Regions from separate parts of the Homo sapiens genome. Here region 1 is linked to region 2. A link is an interaction called in ENCODE POLR2A ChIA-PET data of the cell type or tissue named here. Cell type or tissue: HepG2. All regions are shown on one strand.

The links. ChIA-PET counts read pairs that join two places held together with the same protein. Peaks named below come from ENCODE experiments on the same cell type or tissue, not always from the same donor. Only the 100,000 strongest peaks of a DNase experiment are listed, where the experiment ranks them.
Region 1: POLR2A ChIA-PET joins it to region 2 with 6 read pairs; 2 of 35 experiments call an interaction of 5 or more read pairs at or near these places.

Annotation. Positions count from the first base shown.
Region 1 is chr6:36,822,098-36,830,097 of GRCh38, forward strand. CPNE5 (copine 5) reads right to left here. Exons shown (of 21, transcript NM_020939.2): 2 at 961-1,001; 3 at 17-63. Among named protein-coding and RNA genes, the nearest start is that of CPNE5, 13 kb to the right of the region's middle. RefSeq lists a silencer at 3,416-3,710. In HepG2, a CTCF peak has its summit at 3,544; no DNase peak of the experiment used is centred here; H3K4me3 peaks cover 252 bases; H3K27me3 peaks cover 4,585 bases.
Region 2 is chr6:36,605,549-36,613,548 of GRCh38, forward strand. It overlaps SRSF3 (serine and arginine rich splicing factor 3), which reads left to right. Exons shown (of 6, transcript NM_003017.5): 6 at 1-52. Among named protein-coding and RNA genes, the nearest start is that of MIR3925, 13 kb to the right of the region's middle. RefSeq lists a silencer at 7,610-7,810. In HepG2, no CTCF peak of the experiment used is centred here; a DNase peak (open chromatin) is centred at 3,813.

The sequences.
Region 1 (8,000 bases), 220 kb after region 2:
AAGGAGCTGCACCTACCTCCCGCCACTGCTTGTTCTCCATCCCTTGGGTATACATGACGCACACTGCGGGGGGAGGAGAAACAGTGGATTAATACCTCAGGCCAAGAGGAAGGAGGGGTCCCAGATGAAAAGGATCCTGGCTGGGCAGGCGCCTCAGCAGACCCAGCCTGGGTAGCACTGTTGGATCTGGGTAGGGGTAGAGGGTGTCTCCTGGGGTGGCTGAGATCTTGGTGAGTGAGTCTGGCCCCCCAAGCCTGGACAGGAATCTGGCCCCCCAAGCCTGGACAGGGTTGTAGATGCACCGATTCGGAGGGGTTGCGTTGGAGAAGGGAGACTAGGTGTGCCTGGAAGGGGCAACCTTTAGGAGAAGGGTCGGCACCATTGCCTTCTAGGCTACAGCAAGGGTCTGAAGTGTGAGGCAGGTAGACGGGTGGGTGTGATGGACGACAAGCAGAGGTGTGGTGGGGGAGAGCATCAGAAATCCGCATTGCTCCTTTACAGCCCGGAGCAGTTTCATGAGGCCTCTGATTATCATCAGCCCCACTTTACAGATGGGAAAACAGGCTCAGAGGAGGCCAAAGACCCATCCAGGTCACACGCTTGGGTGGCACTGCTCAAGGCTAGAACCTGGACTCCAAAACCAGTGCTCATCCCACCAGGTCACAGCCAGCTGGAGCTCTTAGGCCTACTGGTTTCTCTGGGACCCTGTAGCCCCAGACCTCCAACCCCTCCCAGCCTGCTCTGTTGTGTTGAGGCTTCACAAGCGTGCAGGCTGGGAAGGGTCAAATCTCCGCAATTATCTTTCTCAGACACTATGGGAGAAACATTAAACAGGCTTGACACACTTTGAACGGCGCCTGGCACATGGTTAGTGCTCAGTAAGGGCTCAAGCATTGCCGCTGTAATTAGTCATAGCGTTGCCGCTATTGTTACCGTTCTTATTGTCAGAGCAGGACTTACGTGGGTCGGACTTGGAAAACATGTCTTTGTCCAGGAGGTTCCTGAAAGAGGGGGAGAGAGGAGGGGTTAGCACGGCCAGCTGAGAGGAGGCGACCTCAGGGGATTCAGGCTGTTACCGAGACCCAGAGGCTGCCTCTGGCCTGGCCTCAGGCAAAACAGTTCCACAATCGTTTATTAGGCTTCATTAAAAGCCAGGCACTGGGCAGGCCCTGGAGGTTCCTCAGCCCACCTGCCTAAGGTGTGCAGAACTCCCTACCTCCCACCCCTATCATCACCACAAGCACTCCGGGTAGGTGCCCTGGTCTTGGTGCCCTGTGTCGCACAGCCACTCACCATCGGGGGATTTCCGAAACTGCCCAATGTCTTAGCCCTTTCTAGAAGCTCTCCTTTAATCACTTCTCTGCTTCTCAAAAAAATAAGATAAAGCAATCAAAACATATCCACCTACTCTCCCATTTTCTCAAGGCTCTACTTACAGCCAGTTTATTCGATGGTCTCATCTGTACTGATAGATTAATGAATTACACCTCCCAGGGGAAGCCGACTCATTTGGACAAGGTCCTTCTGTGGTCAAGACCAGGGCTAACACATGGCTCTGATAATCAGACTGGACGGCACAGCAGCAAGATGATGGACACAACATTTGGGGACAGAACGGTCTTTCAACAGGTGCTAAGCTCCCCTTGTCCTGCCTCCATGCAATAAAGGCTCCCATTTACTGAGCCCCGGCGATGGGTCAGGCAGTGCGCTGTTTTACAAATATGAGCTCCCGATTCTCATGCTGCCCTACAAGGTTGATCCTAGGCAGGTATTGTCCCATCTTACAGATGTGGAAGTGGAGGGGAGAGGAGGGGAGGATGGGCAGCCTACATCCTGCACATCTGGTATCCCTCGTTTCACAGCGACCTGCTGCCATTGGGAAGCAAGACAGCCCAGTGGAAACGCAGTCTCTGGCTGGGAAGTCATTCAACCTCTCTGAGCCTGTTTCCTCATCAGTACAATGAGACGGTAGTATCAGTCTTGAAGGCTGTTGATGCCCTGCATGGATCCCCTCAGCCCTCACAGTTCCTGTACACATCCATGGTTTCCTCTTGTGTCTGTTTCTCTCCTGCGGGCTTTCTCGGGCAGGCTGTCTGCAAGGGCCAGAAAGTTTATGCTCCCAAAAGGCCGCACTCAACCAACAGGAAGGGGCTGGAGGACTGACTGCTCAGCTTCTTCACTCACCCTGGAGACAGCTCTGCTCTACAGTCTCTCCGAAGTGCCAGAGGGACTGAGCCCCAGGGGCCGCCAGGAGACCTACCCATGAACACATCCCACGCTGACCAGGTCTTCCCTTCCCTGCTTCCCCTGTAAGCTGCCAGACAAGCCCTTCCTGCCTGTGCGGCTACTCCTGCCAACACTGCCCTCAAGTCTTGGTTCTTTTCCCAACCATCTCAGCCTTGTCCCGCCTCCCTTCCGGAGGTCCCAAAGGATCTTGTCACCTTCCTTCTCTACTCCCACAACCCCCCACAGGGGCCTCTGCCCCTTGAACTGCTTTTCTGGAGAAAAGAAACAGTCAACACTGGTCTGTGTTGCTTCCCGAAAGCCAACTTCAAATATCAGAGCTAGGCCGGGTGTGGCTGCTCATGCCTGTATTCCCAGCACTTTGGGAGGCTGAGGCATGTGGATCACTTGAGGTCGGGAGTTCGAGACCAGCCTGGCCAACATGGTGAAACCCATCTCTACTAAAAATACAAAAATTAGCCCGGCATGGTGGTATGCGCCTGTAATCCCAACTACTCAGGAGCCTGAGGCAGGAGGATCACTTGAAACAGGGAGGTGGAGGTTGCAGTGAGCTGAGATCGCACCACTGCACTCCAGCCTTTTTCAAAACAACAGCAGCAGCAACAACAACAAAACAAAACAAACAAATGTCAGAGCTAGATGAGGCCCTGAGGAGGATCTGTTCCTCTTTCTCCTCCATGATGGGGACATGAAAGACCAGGGAGAGGCAAAGGGCGACCGTGGCCCACAGCAAGCAGTGGTAGAGACAGAAAAGTCTAGAAGGAGGCCTTACCCTGAGTCAGTGTCACCAAAGCCCTCGGCAGTGACAGCCTGTCGGGCAACTTGACCCCATAATCAACCCTACCACTCATGCCCCACGCCCTAAGGTGGGAGCCAAAAATCAATCAACAGATGGACAAACGCAACAGCAGCCTGAGGCCTACACATGGCATCCTCTGGTGCCTGGGGAAGCCCCAGATTGCATTCATTAATACCCCCAGCTCCAGTCCCTGAGCAGATTCCTAGAGATGCCCCCAAGAGAGGAATTCCCAAATGGCTTCAGGAAACCAGTCCCTGGAGAACTCTCACCCCTCCCCAACTCCAGTCTCTACATCCAGGGGCCACTCCCCAAAGGCAGCCACCCCCAACTGGGCCTCCCTGACCCCACAGGCAACCACCTCTCTCCTGGCCACCACTGGCCCCTCCACCAGACCAGACCTGCTCCCAGTCAGCTGTCATTTCGGAAACCATCTGATAAACCTCCCAGCCCTCCACAGAGAGCATCAGATGAACGATAAACAAGGCATCTCTGAGAAGTAGGCAGCAGGGGCTGCACGTGAGACACCACTTCTACATACAGTCATTCACACCGAGGCGGGCTGACTTCCCTGGGCCGACATTCTCATCCTGAAGTGTGCTAAGTTTGGGGGTAGGGGTGTCTATCTTGATTTAAACAAAGGACAAATGCCTTGAGACCAAAGGTGACTCTACAGTGGTGGAACCTGAGGCACAGTGAGGAGCTGAAAGTGATAAGGAGGAGGGGGACTTCTCTACTAAAGCAAGCGCTTTAGGTTTATCTTTGAATTCTATAATGAAATTCAGCAATGACATAAAATCCTCGAATGTTCAAGCTGGAGAGGACCTCAGAGGTCACCTTTCCCAACTCCTTTACAAATCAGGACTGTGAGACTCGGAAGGACAACGCTTAACTCCTCCAAGGTCTGGGTCTCCTCCAAGTGTGGCTCTAGAACTCGGATCTGGTCATATCCAGGCTAGGGAGAAAGAGAGTGAGGCCCTGGATATCAGCCTAGATACGTGTGTGTGTTTGCGTGTGTGCATGCGCATGTGTTATGGGCGGTGGGAGGGGGAGGTCTTATCCTCAAAGACAAGTAGATGGGGCTTTCCCTGGTCCTGCCCACTTCCCAGCTGGGCTAGAGGCACACAGCTAGACTAAGAAACAGAATCTAGCCACCTGGCTCCTTGCCTGGTGACCTCAAGACCCTCACCGAATCCTGGGACAAGGGTCACCCTGGCAACCAGCACCCCAGGATAAAGCAAACCCTCTCTTCCCCACTCTGCTGAAATTATTCTTGCCATCCTTCCAGACTATTCCTGTCCTTCCTCAGTTTTGCCTTTCCTGGACACTGATGGACAGCTACTTCCTCTCCTCTCCCCTGAGCTCTCTCTGGCCTGGAGTGTGCAGCCCTCTGACTCGTAGGACCCCATTACATACTCTGTACACGATCGGTTGCAAAATCATGGGTGTATCTGTCTCTCACACTGGCTGTGCATGCCTCCATGGCAGAGTTTCCCACCCTGCCACAGGCCAGCCTAGCACCTGAGTCAGAGTAGTGGCCTGGCAAGCTGGATGGATGAAGGACGACCAAAAAGAATGGCCAGATGGGTGAGCGAAGCCCGTATCTCCCCACCTGGGTGGCACACGGTCAAGCTCAGGGACGGCCCCTTGCACTTCCTCTCAGCTGTGGCATGTAGTAGTTAAGTGCATGGGCTCTGCAGTCAGACAAGCTGGGTTTGCTCACCTTGTGCCTCAGTTTCCCCATCTGTAAAGTGGGGGGTGGGGCACAGTAAAAATAGTTCAGGGCTGCTGTGGAGATTCGATATGTGGAGCACCTGGGACCTCGTCAGCCTTGTCAGACAGGTCAGCTGTCGTTGGCCCGGTGCTGAGTGGAGCCGTCACTCTCCCGGTGGATGCTCAGGCACACTTGGTGACAAGCGCAGCACAAGCAATCTCCACCCTCACAGGTCCAAGGAAGAAGCCCGCCCCCAACACACTCCCAGGGCTCCCTGCTGAGTCCCTTCCCCAGCTCAGCCCCTCTTCAGCCTCCGTTCCATTCCCCACTCTCAGCCTTGAGGACCTTCTGCCTCTCGCCTATGTCCCTGCGCCCTACACCCTCTGATCCCACACCTCGTCCACACTTGCCTCCGTCCATCCCTCTCCCTAACTGCCTGTCCAGACAGAACCCTCAGAGCCTGCTAAACCTCCTACCTTGGCTTTGGACGGGTGGCTTCACCCCGTGAACAATGGGCCTCGCACTTCTGGGGCTCACCCCTGCCCCGGGGTATAAAATGGCAGTTCCTTGGGCTCTGTTCCAAGTCTGGCTGTGTAGGTCTGAAGCAGGGCTCCAGAGGCCATGTTTATCCAAGTGGCCGCCAGAGATCCCCCTATTATGTCTCTGATGGCAGCCGTCCAAATACCACATGTTGAGACACCGTCTCTTAGGGCCTCAGTTTCCCCCGCTGCAAAGGCACAGACCACAACACACACACGTGTAGCACCAGAAGTTTCTTCGAGGTAAAGCGCCTTCCCCACTGATCCTCACCATGATCCACTGAGGACTTCCAGGCCCAGGGGCAATGAGTCACTTGCCCACAAGCACACAGCCAAAAGCCTGGGGGAGGAAACCGGGTCTTCCGCCCTGACGAAGGGCCCGAGACACCAGGGCACAGACAAGACCAGACCACAAGTACTTTTTCTCCACTTTCTTTCTTTGGAGAGCACAAAGAGAAATTTTTTTTAGCAGGAAAAACGTATTTTTTTTTTTTCTAAAAGAGCATACAACCCTTCCGCTGTCTGCACAGCAGCCTGGAGCTTGGCTTCTTTTGTTCCTTAAATCAAGGCCAGGAAGCAGAGCCAAGAGCCCCTTTCCTCCCTGCTTCCCCTTGCGGAATCATTTCCAATTCAGTGGCAGTGAGAAAATGGTCATTCATTGGGCTGTGAGGTCAGAAGTCTCCAAGGCCCCAGCAAGGACAGAAAACACTGGAAGGGCAAAATGAGAGCCCTTGGCAGGTGCTAAAGGAGGGGCCACAGGGTAACACCTCCCATCTGGGGGAGCTTAAGAAAGAAGCTGGGCACATGTAGTCTTAGCTACTCGGGACTCCAAGGAGGGAGGATCACTTGAGCTCAGGAGTTCGAGACTAGCCTCAGCAACACAGTGAGATTCCATCTCTAAAACAACAACAACAAACCAAAAAAAAAAAAAAAAAAAAAGAAAGGTATGGGTAGAGGCTGGGGTGTACCATCCGAGAGGGAGATACAACCCTGCACTCAGGGAGCCCGGTCTGACCAGGAGACATAGCCTCTGCCTCAGGGAATCCTCAGCCAGAAAGGCATATTTGCTCTTGAGCTGAGATGCTGGGTGAACTGACCATCACGCATCCCTGGTTGTCTCTAAACAAAGCCCAGAAGTGCTGCATCAATGCACTGAGCAAAGGCTTTGGCTTCAGCATAGAAAGAAACATTTTCCTGGGGCAGGACCCATAATGGAGGTCATGGGCCCCCAATAGGCAAAGTATGGCATATTGGTATATACGGATACCACATATATGGATACATTCTTCTGGAGAGCTTTCATTAGCTACCCGAAGACATTCATGAGTCTAAAAAGCTCAAGAAAAGGTGGTGTATCTTCTTCCCAACAACTCACCCTAAGCATCCGTCCAACCTTGGGGGTGAAAAGTGGGGGCATTGAGAGCATAGACTTCAAGCTTCATCTCTGAATCCAACACCCAACTCTGTCCCTTACTTGCTATATGACCTCTGGCATGTCATTTAGCTTCTCTGTGCATCAGTATTCCCATTTGTAAAGAAGGGCTAATAACAGTCCCCCCCTCCCAGGAGTTTTGTGAGATTAAACTCACATAGTAAGTTGCAATGCAGTGCCTGGCATACAATAAGTGCTCAACAAAGGCCTGTGGAGAATGAAGATGGCACCTAAGAATGCTCCATATTCCCCCCTCTCTTCTCCCTAAAGCTTGGCTTTAGCAGGACCCAAGCCCTACTACCCTTGCCCACCACTGCTGACTGGTTGCATAGCCTTCCTTGAGGAGAGAGTGGGGACAGGAGAGCCAAGGTCAGGTAGAAACGGGAATCCTGGCTGGGCTTGGTGGCTCATGCCTATAATCCCAACACTTTGGGAGGCTGAGGCAGGAGGATCACTTGAGGCCAGGAGTTTGAGACCAGTGTGGGCAACATACGGAGACCCTGTCTCTAAAAAAAATAAACAAAATTAGCCGGGTGTGGTGGTGTGTATCTGTAGTCCCAGCTACTCAAGAGGCTGGGGTGGGAGGATCTCTTGAGCCCAGGAGGTCAAGGTTGCAGTGAGCCGTGATCACACCACTGCACTCCAGCCTGGGTGACAGAGCGAGACCCTGTCTCAAAAATAAATAAATACATAAATAAAGAAACAGAAGGCTGGGCACGGTGGCTCACACCTGTAATCCCAGCACTTTGGGAGGCCAAGGTGGGTGGATCACTTGAGGTCAGGAGTTCGAGACCAGCCTGACCAATATGGTGAAACCCTGTCTCTCCTAAAAATACAAAAATTATCCAGTCATGGTGGCAGACACCTGTAGTCCCAGCTACTCGGGAGGCTGAGGCAGGAGAATCGCTTGAACCCGGGAAGCAGAGGTTGCAGTGAGCCGAGATCACGTCACTGCATTCCAGCCTGGGTGACAGAGTGTGGCTCCATCTCAAAAAAAAAAAAAAAAAAAAGTTGAGTGTAGGAATTGCAAAAAAAAAAAAAAAAAAATACCCAACAGGAATCCTGATGGTCCCACAGAGGCCCCTGAGGTACTGACCAGCGTCACCCCATTTCTGCATGGAGCAATTTGCATAAACATCTGGCAAATGGAGTGGGAGAGAGATGACACCCAACAAGTATATAATCTGTGCCAAGTCCTTTGTCATGTACTTAGCCTGTGACACTCTATTTACCCTCCATATCAACGCCAGAAAGTAGACTTTGCTCCCATTCTAT
Region 2 (8,000 bases):
AACTTTCCCCTTGTTGGACTCTGTACTTAATAATACAGTATTTAGATTCTCATTTAGTATCCTGCTTTCTCTGTCGATTTGATGAAGGTACCCAAAATGATTCCTAAACTAACACATGAAATACGTGTGTAAAACATTGCTGTTTTAATCTTTAGTTTTCCTCATTTCTGATGTAAGGCATTGTATAGTTGTTCTACTATAAAAGATGTAGAATATGGCCATGTAGTGCCTCACTGTAAGTTAGTACATGTGTCTTGAGCAAGTGGAAATATCAAAACATTGATACTTTGCTTCTCCCTAATCATTTGGAATGTCCTGAGATGGATACTATTTCCAGGGCAAAATTAAACCTTCCAGAAAAGTAGTCTATAGGTTGAAGGAGTCCTCCTCTTTTGAAAGCCTTGTTCATTTGTGGTTGTGCACCTTTATTTCAGTATATACTTCATTCAGATTTCATCTGGGGCAAGTTAGCATTCCTGTTTTTGTTTTGTTTTTTGAGACCAGTGGTGACATAGCTTACTGCAGCCTTGGCTTCTTGGGCTCAAGCGTTCCTCCCACCTCAGTCTCCCAAGTAGCTAGGACTACAGTCACACACCACCATGCCCAGCTAATTAAAAACTTTTTTTAAGAGACGTGGTTATGTTTCTCAGGCTGGTCTGGAACTCCTCAAGCGATCCTTCTGCCTCAGCCTCCCAAAGCGCTGGGATTACAGGCCTGAGTCACCTTTCCCTGGCCAAGTTAGCGTTGTTCACTGTTTTTTTATTTGCTCACAAAGCCCCAAAATGTAGAGCTAAGGGGAATGTTGTTGAAGTTGTTGCCTAATGCTGCCTGGAGCTGGGCAGTGGCAATGGGGGGTCGGGGAGGGGGTGGGGTGGAGATGTGAAGTTTATATTGGTCATTTGGAGAAGGAAATATTTGAATATTTTAAAAAAATGTTATGTAAGTCTTGAGATACAGAAGTTTATTTTTTATTTAATGTTATTTATGTATTTTTTTTTTTTTTTGAGATGGAGTCTCTCTTTGTCACCCAGGCTGGAGTGCTGTGGCTCGATCTCGGCTCACTGCCACCTTCGCCTCCCGGGTTCAAGCAATTCTCCTGCCTCAGCCTCCCGAGTAGCTGGGACTACAGGCGCGTGTCACCACGCCCAGCTGCTTTTTGTATTTTTAGTAGAGCCAGGGTTTCACCATGTTAGCCAAGCTGATCTTGAACTCCTGACCTCAAGTGATCCGCCTGCCTCGGCCTCCCAGAGTGCTGGGATTACAGGCGTGAGCCACCGTGCCCGGCCTAGAAGTTTCATTTTTGAAAGAATAACTCCTTTGGGAAACAATTCTAAATCTTAAGCTCAGGCAGCTGGTAACTTTAAAAAACCTCATCCAGCTGGCTGGCTGCCACCAGAATCTCATAATGACATTTATTTTTAGTTTAGATAAAACTACCCATGTTTTCAATGAAAGTATTTTACAAATACAAATTGGAATGTTGATTTGTCATTTAATTGTTTCATAATTTTCCTACATGTCAAAAGTCCATGATACAAACACTGACTGGGATACAGTGATAAATCACAACACCAGCTCAATATCTAGAAAGAAAAATCTATATAATATTTGTGTTTGACTGGAGTGCAAGTTTAGGCTGTTGACCTTTAACAATTCATTTTCACCCCAGTTTTCTTTTTGGTTGGTTGGTTTTGAGACGGAGTCTCACTCTGTCACTCAGGCTGGAGTGCAGTGGTGTGATCTCAGCTCACTGCAATCTCTGCCTCCCAGGTTCAAGTGATTCTCCTGTCTCAGCCTCCTGAGCAGCTGGGACTACAGGTGCGCACCACCATGCCTGGCTAATTTTTTGGTATTTTTTAGTAGAGACGGGTTTCACCATATTGGCAAGGATGGTCTCGATGTCTTGACCTCATGATCCGCCCGCCTTGGCCTCTCAAAGTACTAGGATTACAGGCGTGAGCCACTGCGCCCCGCCCCAGGCTGTTTTTTATAAGATGGTATTTCACTGTTGCCCAGGCTGCACTCAAGGACCCCTCCAGCCTTGGCTGTAATCCCAAAGTGTTGGGATTATAGGCATGAGCCACTGCAACTGGCCATCCCAGTTCCAGAGCTCACATTCAAATGATAAGGAGAGACTAACCAATCTGAGGTGAAGAGGAAGAAATAAATGCCTTAATCATGAAATAGGGGTTTAGAGCCAGAAACAGTTGAGAATGTAAACTGCACTAGGATTTAGAGATAAAAGGGTTTATTTAAGTTTGAAGTGGGTCCAAATCTGATTGGTTTTTTTTTACTTTCCTTTAGCCATGTATTTGAACAAGCGTGTATAAGATAACTTGTCCAGCTTTAACACTGACAGGAAAGCCAAGAAGTTGGGAGTATTAGAGTGCATTGATGAATGGCTGGCTCGCTCATTCTAGCTGCTTGGAGTTTAATGAGGACAGGTTTACTGAGCTGGCAGTCTTGGTTAGATTTCAGTTGGCAATATATAGCAATCCATTTGACATGAAATTGGCCTCAAAGAGTGAGGTTGGAAGAAGTCACGTGCTTTGTAAGTTGGAGTATGAACACACTGACAAGGAGGGCTAAGAACTGAATCATTGAAAGTATCTGCCTTAGGCCAGGTGCTGTGGGTCACACCTGTAATCCGAGCACTTTGGGAGGCCAAGTTGGGTGGATCACGTGAGGTCGGGAGTTTGAGACCAGCCTGACCAACGTGGAGAAATCCTGTCTCTACTTAAAAAAGCCGGGCATGTTGGCACATGCCTGTAATCCCAGCAACTGGGGAGGCTGAGCCAGGAGAATCGCTTGAACCTGCGAGGCAGAGGTTGCAGTGAGCCGAGATCGTGCCATTGCACTCCAGCCTGGGCAACAAGAGTGAAACTGTCTCAAAAAAAAAAAACAAACCCAAAACATCAAACAGGGAGGACTTTTCAGTTTTACAGAGAAAAGTATACAAACCTTTTTTTTCTCTGTGTGTCTCTTTTTTTTTTCTTCCAGAGATTCATGAGCTCTTGTTTAAAAATGATAGCCCAAGTTAGGAGACTGTTGTGTCTTATTTCTGAGTTGCTGGTGAAAAAATAGTGGTCGAAGTTAAGTAGACAAATTTAAGTGATCACTTACTTGGTAATTAAAGCTCTTTTTCTTCCCAGCATTTTGGGAGCCCAAGGCAGGTGGATTGCCTGAGCTCAGGAGACCAGCCTGGGCAACATGGCAAAACCCCGTCTCTACAAAAAGTACAAAAATTAGCTGGGCATGGTGGTATGTGCTTGTAGTCCCAGCTACTGAGGAGGCTGAGGTGGGAGGATTGCTTTGAGCCCAGGAGGTAGAGGTTGCAGTGAGCTGAGATTGTGCCACTGCACTCCAGCCTGGGTGACAGAGTGAGGCCCTGTCTCAAAAACAACAACAAAAAACAAAAACAAGCTCTCTACAGCAGCTGGCAGTCTATTGACCTGGAAGAAAGCTCCATTCCTTTCCTCAAGTAATTTTGATTAATTCTCAACAGAAGTGGGTGGAAGGAAAGGTTTTTACTTACTCTGTCATCCAAGACTGGTACCTGAGCCACTGCCAGCTCTTGGGTATGACAGCAGTTGACAGGAATAAAATGATTCAAAAGGGTGTTAGTAGTAAGGTTAATGTGATCATCTCCATTTATTGAGGAAGAGATTTAAGTTCGGAGGGGCTTGGCAAGTTGTCTAACTTCGCAGCCCAGTGGTAATGGAGCTGAAACTATAAACTTGGTTACAGGACCAGGTGTAGATAAACTGGAAAGGGCTTCAGAGTCGATAGTCCAAATTCTTATTAGTTTAGAGATAAGAAAGTGGATTTGTTCAAGGTCACACAGGGACACAGTGGCAGAGCAGGGCTCTGGTGCCTCAACAGCAAATCCAGGGCTTGTTATAGGGAGCAGTGTAACGTTAAGGCCGTCAGGCTTGGAAATAGCAGCCCAGATTTGAATCCTTGCTTCCTTACAGCTCTGTGGCTTTGGGCCAATTGTGTAATGTCTGGGATTTCATTTTTTTCATCTTTAAAATGGTGATAATAGGAAGCACCTATCCCCTATTGTTAATATCAAGAATATAGTGTAATGCAAGTAAAGCACTCAGCACAGAGCATAGCACACTGCTCAGTAAATAATAGGTGTTCTGTGCAGGCTTGTGTTGGCATGCAGTAAGCACTCAGGTAATGGCTTAAGAAAGGCTCCTTTGGGTGCTGGGCAGGCAGAAATTACCCTAATTTGCCTGCTGTGAGTGTGCTTCCGCTGACCTTGCTCCTCCTCAACCACTTTTGAATCTGTCCAATTTCGAAGAGTGCGGAAGGGGGACTACTGAGTTGAATGGTCCAAGGTCAAGAGGGACATTTGTGGATAAGGGAGTATGGGCATATGTTAAGAAAGGGGATTCTGAAGGGATAGGTAGGTAGGAAAGATGGTGTGGGTTAAAACTGCTAGATAGCTGTTTTAAAATAGGTTTTCAAATTAGGCTTTCTTGAGTTCAAATTTTTTTTTTTTTTTTGGCTGTGTGCTGAGGGCAAGTCACTTTCTTAGTTCCCTTGTTTGAAAAGTTGGGGGATAACAATATACTTCACAGGGTATTCATGGTGTTTTCTCTCCCCTTTGCTGCACATTGGAATCACGGGGAGCTTTAGAAAACCAATAACTTGGGCTGGGCGCAGTGGCTCATGCTTGTAATCCCAGCACTTTGGGAGGCCCGGGTGGACGGATCATTTGAGGTCAGGAGTTCGAGACCAGCTTTACCAACATGGCAAAACCCCATCTCTACTAAAAAAAAAAAAAAAAAAAAAAAAAGCCGGGCGTGGTGGAGCGCGCCTGTAATCCCAGCTACTGGGGAGGGGAGGCTAAGGCAGGAGAATTACTTAAACCTGGGAGGCAGAGGTTGCAGTGAGCTGAGATCGCGCCACTGCACTACGGCCTGGGCAGTCAAGATTAAAGTCTGTTTCTGATACCACAGAAGTGCAGTTTGTCACTTTGACCCAGTATGTCTTAAGGAAGAAAAACACCTTTTAATCTGAGGAATGTGATTCCTTTTAAATTATTAGGGCCAGAGAGGCATTTAACAGCAGTCCTGTCTTCACTCCCTCCTTGAGCTAAATAATTACCTCTTGAAGTCACTTGCCATGTGGGTTCTAGACTGTGATGCCAAGTAGCCATAAAATGCCATTGTCCTGTAATTCAACAGTGGATAGCCAATCACTAACCAGTGTTATTTCTGTAAACCAATGAGAATTCCTGACGAACAACTTTTGTAATCACCCGTCTTCTGATTCATCCTTTTTTCTGTAAAAAGTTGAGCCTGTCCTTTGGAATACTCTCCAAGGCAACCTGGAAGTGTCTCAGGCTGCAGTCTTCAACCTTGGCCCAAATAAGCTACCTTGACCTGCTGTTTGCCTTTTTACCCTAATTCCCCCCAGGCATCCCTAGATAGGGAAACAAGCCACATCTCTGCCCTCAGCCTGGGACCCTGCTTCCTGATGATACCTGCCCATCCCTGTTTTTTCTCCATAAACTTGCTGGGAAAGGTGCCCTGGTTCTGTTTCTCTAGAGGCTGTGGTGCCAGACTGGAAACTACCAGTTTCCTGGGCATGTGCCTTGGTGTCACCGAACAGCCAGATGAGACTTGTCACCAGAAAATGCTTTCCTTTGCTCCTTTATTAAACACACTCATATTGCCAGTACTGGGGATATCCCCTGAGCAAGGTGTAGGAGAGCAAAAGTAGACAACCAGATAGGAAGAAAACTGAAGTGGAATAAATAGATGCCAGGCACATGAATGGTGCTTTTTTTCATCAACCTTGTGACGTTGGAATTATCTCCCATTACTCAAGAAGCTCAGAGAGGACAAGTGGTCTTGACTTATCAGACATGGGCCCCTTTTTTGTTAAAAAAAAAAAAAAAAATTGGTAATGACCCTTGACTCTTCTGAAGTGAGATCCATTTTCTATATGGATTATAGAAATGCAAAGCCTTAACAATAATATAAAAATACAAGAAAAGCAGTTTATAAAATAAACGTTCTGTATGTAAATATCAGATATGAGTGTGCTATAAGATGTAAGTCAGGTTGGGCATGGTGGCTCAGGCCTGTAATCCTAGCACTTTGGGAGGCCGAGGTGGGCGGATCATCTGAGGTCAGTAGTTTGAGATCAGCCTAGCCAACATGGCAAAACACCGTCTCTACTAAAAATACAAAAATTAGCCGGACATGATGGTGGACACCTGTAATCCCAGCTACTTGGGAGGCCAAGGCAGGAGAGAATTGCTTGAAGCCAGGAGGCACAGGTTGCAGTGAACCAAGATCACACCATTACACTCCAGTCTGGGTGACAGAGCAGGACTCTGTCTCAAAAACAAAAACAAAAACAAAGACCAACAGCAACAACAAAAAAACAAAAAGTGCAAGGTGAAGCAGCAAGTGCTGATGTAGAAGCTGCAAGTTATCCAGAAGATCTACCTAAGATAATGGATGAAGGTGACTACACTAAACATTTTCATTGTAGAAAAAAGCCTTCCATTGGAACAAGATGCCATCTGGGACTTTCATAGCTAGAGAGGGGAAGCCAACGCCTGGTTTCAAAGCTTCAAAGGACAGTCTTACTCTTGATTTTTTGTTTTGCTTTTGGTACAGGCTCTTGCTCTGTGGCCCAGGCTGGAGTGTAGTGGCACAAACACGGCTCAACCTCCTGGGCTCAAGCGATTCTCCTGCCTCAGCTTCCCAAGTAGCTGGGACCACAGGCACGCGCCACCATGCTCAGCTGATTTGTAAAAATTTTTTTGTAGAGATTGGGTCTCACCATGTTGCCCAGGAGACCAGTCTGGTGAGACCCCATCTTTACAAACTCCTGAACTCCGCTGGGATTGCAGGCGTGGAGCTTCTATGCCCCGCCCAGGCTAACTCGTTGAGGACTGAGGCAGCTGGTGGAAGCCAATGCTCATTTATTGTTCTGAAATTCCCAAGACCCTTAATTGTGCTGAATTTACTCTGCCTGTGCCCTATAAATGGAACGAAGCCTGGGTGACAGCCCATCTGTTTATAGGATGGTTTACTGTTTTTTTTTCTTTTTTTCTTTTTTTTTCAGACAGGAGTCTTGCTCTGTCGCCCAGGCTGGAGTGCGGTGGTGCTATCTCGGCTCACTGCAACCTCTGCCTCCCAGGTTCAAGCGATTCTCCTGCCTCAGCCTCCCAAGTAGCTGGGATTACAGGCGCTTGCCACCACGCCCGACTAATTTTTTGTATTTTTAGTAGAGGTGAGGTTTCACCGTGTTGGCCAGGCTGGTCTTGAACTCCTGACCTCAAGTGATCGCCTGCCTCAGCCTTCCAAAGTGCTAGGATTACAGGTGTCAGCCACCGTGCCCAGCCAGGTTTACTGAATATTTTAAGCCTACTATTGAGACCTGCTCAAAAAAGATTTCTTTCAAAATATTACTGCTCATTTACAATACACCTGGTTACCCAAGAGCTCTGCTGGAGATGTACAGGGAGATTAGTAGTTTCATACCTGCAAACACAACATCCACTCTGCAGCCGGTGGATCAAGGAGTCATTTCAGCTTTCACGTCTTATTAAGAAATACATTTCATAAGGCTATACTGCTATAGATATTTATTCCTCTGATGGATCTGGGCAAAGTAAATTGAAAATCTTTTGGAAAGGATTCACTGCTTTACATGTCATTAACGACACATGCGATTCATGGGAGGTGGTCAAAATATCAACATTAGCAGTTTGGAAGAAGTTGATTCCAACCCACATGGATGACTGAGGGGTTTGAGACTGCAGTGGAGGAAGTAATGACAGATGTGGTGGAAAAAACAGCAAGAGAACTAAAAACGGAGCGTAGAGATGTGACGGAATTGCTGTAATCTCATGATAAAACTTGAACGAATGAAGACTTGTTTCAATGGATGAGCAAAGAGTGGTTTCTTGAGATGGAATCTATTGCTGAAGGTGCTGCACACATTGTTGAAATGACAACAAAAGATTT